2 separate regions of the Homo sapiens genome follow, and region 1 is linked to region 2. Evidence: read pairs that join two places in POLR2A ChIA-PET (ENCODE). Cell type or tissue: PC-9. All regions are shown on one strand.

What was found. Peaks named below come from ENCODE experiments on the same cell type or tissue, not always from the same donor. Only the 100,000 strongest peaks of a DNase experiment are listed, where the experiment ranks them.
Region 1: POLR2A ChIA-PET joins it to region 2 with 5 read pairs; 2 of 35 experiments call an interaction of 5 or more read pairs at or near these places.

Annotation. Positions count from the first base shown.
Region 1 is chr2:214,319,755-214,322,254 of GRCh38, reverse strand. All of the region lies in intron 15 of SPAG16 (sperm associated antigen 16), which reads right to left. Among named protein-coding and RNA genes, the nearest start is that of VWC2L, 90 kb to the left of the region's middle. In PC-9, no CTCF peak of the experiment used is centred here; no DNase peak of the experiment used is centred here.
Region 2 is chr2:214,377,540-214,380,039 of GRCh38, reverse strand. The region is part of intron 15 of SPAG16 (sperm associated antigen 16); the gene reads right to left. Among named protein-coding and RNA genes, the nearest start is that of VWC2L, 32 kb to the left of the region's middle. In PC-9, no CTCF peak of the experiment used is centred here; a DNase peak (open chromatin) is centred at 1,089.

The DNA of each region.
Region 1 (2,500 bases), 58 kb after region 2:
TAGGGAGGAAATGTTGGTATATTTGAGTGTCTTGAAAAATGTCCTTGGTGATTCTAACTTGCAGCCAGGGGTGAGGTGAGATTCAATGGAAGAGGGGGATCTAAAACAAACAATTTTAAGTCAGTGTGCTAACAGCATGGATAGAAATATGTCCAAGACAGAGAAACATGTGGAGGAAAATCCACAAAATTATCTCTTTTCATACAACTATGTTTTCATTTGTTTCAGAAATGCAGGTGTAACTTTTGAAACTTAAAAGTTATCTATTAATAAGGAAGACTAAAACAATAATGTATGTACAAAGTATTGTAGAAGCACAAAACAAAGCAGCTAATTCAGATTGGGGGTATAGCAGGCTTTCTCAACAAAACACAGGTTTAACCTTAAGGACAAGTGGAGTTATTTGGGCAATATACCTATTAATGACTTTGAAACTGTTTTGAATTTTCTTATCAATATTTTATTATTTACAAAATACAGAGTTCATTTACAGTGTTTATTTGATTTCAATAATATACCAGTCTAATAAGCACAAATTATAGTCTAGTAAACAAAGGAAATTATGTCCCAGACTTATTGGAATCTAAACTAGTATTTCTGTACACTAAAATAAAAATCTCGGGTCTAAAATAATTAAATGTTACAATTCAAGAAATTCCCTTTTGACTATATAGTAACTTTAAGTAAATTAGAACAATTTGGGGAATAGAGCAATTGTGGCCTAGTAAATAGGGCAGAACCAGAGCCACTGCCTTCAACTGTGTAGGTTGAACGCACACTTTGTGTTCCTGGGCAGAACTGTGCTTACCACAGTGATTTGTAAACCTGAATATTAACATCAGCAAAGAATGTTTGCTTTGCCTTCTATGCAAATGCCTACTAATATCTTCAGTGGCCAAAATAGTTAAATATCCAATCATCATTTATTCTCATCTATTCATGTCTATTCATGAATTTTGCAAATTCCTTGTTCTCTTTGGCTATATGAAGATATTTTTCCTTCTTTTGTCATTGCTTTATTAAACTCTATATGTGAAATTATTTTAATCATACTCTTGTCAAACAAACCTATTTAAGACTAAGGTGTTCCAATTATTCTTTCTCTGATAGCCATTATCTTATTCTTCTCTTTTTTCCTGGGAAGAAAAAGGGAGCATAAAATAGACCAAGTACAGCTTACTGTAGTACTTTCACTGTACTGTATGCCAATCTGTAGGCAATATATTTATACTAATATATCAACATGTTTACGTGATTCTACAAGATCATTAATGGACTTTTTAACAAATACTTCTAACTTTGCCAACCAACATACTTTACATTTATTTTCTTCATTAATTAATTTCGTAGTGTTTACTTCACAATACTTATTTCACAATGTTTATTGAGCAACTGCTAAGTACAAGTGATATGGTTAGGCTTTGCCTCCCCACCCAAATCTCATCTTGAATTGTCATCCACATAATCTTCATGTGTCAAGGGAGAGACCAGGTGGAGGTAATTGAATCATGGGTGCAGTTTCCCCCATGCTGTTCTCCTGATAATGAGTGAGTTCTCAAGAGATCTGATGGTTTTATAAGGCGCCCTGCCCCCTTTGCACAGCCCTTCTCCTTCCTACTGCACTGTGAAGAAGGTGTCTTGCTTCCCCTTCACCTTCTGCCATGATTGTAAGTAAGTTTCCTGAGGCCTTCCCAGCCATGCTGAACTGAGAGTCAATTAAACCTCTTTTGTAAATTACAGTCTTGTGCAGTTCTTTATAGCAGTATGAAAATGGACTAATACAACCAGGATATATGCTTGGGGCTTACAAGAATATGGTTCATACAGGAGGAATGTAGACAAACAGGCAATTAAATAGTATGGTACATGCTATGTGAAGAAAGGCTAGAGTATCATGGGAGCAAGGGAGGCCCTTACCCCATATGTAGGAGTACAAGAAGTTCTGGAAGGAAGTAACTGAGCTAAAAGCTTAAAAAGAGCAGGACTGTGCCACATAAAGGTAAAAGTGGAGTAAACATTTCCAGGCAAAGGTGGCTACCTATAACTAAGGACCCAAAGAAAACAGCATGGCATTGAGAAATCAGAAGAGTCACTGTGGCTAGATAGAAGAATTTAGGGTTAGCGATAAGGTGAAGTAGCAAGAGATGAAGCTGGACTGTTTGGTAGGGGCTAGAACACAGAGGAGTCTAGAAAATAAGTATAAGCTTACTGAAATTGACAGAACGATTTCACCTGAGCTTGTATCCTGTGTGTAATTTTGTCGCACTAGAGATGGTGCTAGAGTAACATTTTAAGATGTGAGGCAGTAGAGAAATGCTCTATGCTATAGATGAAGGCAGCTATTTGAAAAGCATATCCTGAAAAATGCTTGACAAAATTAGTTTTCATTGTTAATTTACCACTGCAGTATCACAGTATCAGAGACATATTGACAGCAACTAAATGACAAATCAAGCTCCTATTTCTTCAATAATATTAATGAGCATATATTGTGTTCCAG
Region 2 (2,500 bases):
GAACTAAGAATGCAGTGTGTATACAATGCAGTGTGCCCTCATGAACCTTAGAGCCTTGCTTATTTATGTCCATTAAGTCTGGAGCTGTTTCCTGGAGACCAGTGCTATCCTGAGCTATATACACGAGTTGGGGTGATTTGTGTGTTGTTTCTCAAAGGATTCCCAGAAACAGAAAGATAATGAAGAGGAAGAATTCTCTTTGGTGTTTGTTAGTCCTCTGCAAGTGCTTAGGGCCATGGTTAGTATGCCCACCTGGCAAGCCAAATTACCCTAATCAATTCTGATGATCAATGTGACTGTGCTTAGATTTCCCTTACAATTAAAGGAAAGAACAGGCCTAAGGAGATCATTAAGCAACTTGATCTACTCTTGCTTTCTTCTGGAACTAGTCTAGAGGGATCTTTCCTCACCTCTATCTCTAATTTACATAAATTTGGAGAATGTCCGATGTCTTCAGACTTCTTAGCCTCCCTGTAGGACATGAGGACCAGTTCTGGAATAAGCCTTAAGTCACATGGAGAGTATTAGAAGGAGACATTTCTTGTAGATCAACTTTATACATATATCCAACTCTTGGAGTGACTCCAAGGAATACAAAAGGAAGAGCATGGGCTTGGGAATCATATTTCCCTAAGGCTAATAACAGCTCTGACATTATAGGCTTTGCAGCTTAGTTCCTTAGTTCTCAAATTTCCTCTTCTGTAATATTAGAGAAAATAATTCATTGGAAGTTGGAGATTAAATGAAATAATTTCCCATCTGTCTCTTTTTCTTCCTGTTACTTTGACTACAGAGTTGGTTGGGTAGGAAATTCCTCTGAACTGTCATGTTGGATATTTATAAAACATATTAAGAAGCAAATTTCAATCACAGAAGAATGCAGTAAAGTATATGTAGAAATGTATGAAGAGTTAGCAGTTTTCAAAGGAAACCCATCATTTTAGGGATAATTCACAAGAGGCTATCTGATGTCAATCTACTCCAGAGTTCAGTGACCTGCAGCAGGTAAGCCAGACGGTGGTATGATGAGCCAAGGTGCTGGGCACGTTGCCATTCCCCAGGTGGAAGAAAGTCCAGTCTAACTGCCAGTCTAAGCCTGGCAGAACGAGTCATGAGGTTTTACTAACTGCTGCTGCTCCTTCCATTATACAACTGTCCTTATAGAGCAAGGGGAAACATTGCCAAGTAAAAGCTGGAACTTGTTTCCTAGGTCTGTGACTGAGGGCACAGTGTCCCTGCAATTTGTTTAACCACTTTTATTTATCCCTTCACATTCTTGGCACAGGATTCTGTGACATTCTTTGTGGTGCATGGCAAATATTCTGTCTGGCATATACCCCCTCTCTCCTTTTCCTAATAGGACCCTGATTTTGTTCAGGCATGGGCCCTGTGACAGGTAGCCCTTAGGGGGAGCTCCAGGGATGGGTCCTGATTAGTGCAAGTCTATCAAGGTAGATAATTATGAGAAGGTGGGCTCTTTCCTGATAAAAGTGAACAAGGACAAATTTAACTCCAATTGCTACTGGCAGCCTTCCCAAACTTATAAGGGAACCAGTTTCAGGATAACATCAGTGAAACAGAAATACAGGGCAGAGATAGAGACAGAAATTAAGTGGCATCACTGATGATATCATTGAGCCAATGGAGCAACTCATTCTGCCCCATGTTAGACATCCTAATATCTAAGCCAATGCATCTTCTTGCTATCCTATTATTTAAACCAGTTTGAGTTTCCTGCCATTTGAAGCCCCAAATTATCTCCAACGATTTGCCTGATATATTAGTTTCCAATTGCTGCTGTCACACATTGCTACAAATTCAGTAGCTTAAAAGACACAAATTTATTATCCTACAGTTCTGGAGATGTCTAAAGTGTATCAGTAGGGCTGTGTTCCATCTGGAAGTTTTAGAGAAGAATCCCTTTCTGTGCTTTTTCCAGCTCCTACAGGCAGCCTGCATTCCTTGGTTTACGGCCCTGTGTCACTCCTACCCCTGCTTCTGTCACCACATCTCCTTTCTCGGCTCTGATACTGTTGCCTCCCTCTTTCCAGGACATTTGTGATCATATTGGACCAACCTGGATAATCCACAGTAATCTTTCAAGAGTTATAATTTAATCCATCTGCAAACATCCCTCTCACCAGATAAAGTAACATATTCTCAAATTCTGGGGATTAAGATAGGGATATGTTTGAGGGGCCATTATTGTGCTTGCCACACCTGCTTAACATAGCTGTATGGCTACGTTCCTAAGAGAGATCTTTGTGGTCTGCTACCAATAAGCACTGCTAATATCAAGTATGGTTGACCCTTCAATACTCAGGGGTTAGGGGTGCTGACCCCATACAGTTGAAAATTCCACACTTAACTTTTGACTACCCCAGAACTTAACTACTAATAGCCTACTGTTGGTTGGAAGCGTTACCAATAACGTAAACAGTCGATTAGCACATATTTTGTATGTTATATGTCCTAAATACTGTAGTTGTACCATAAGCTA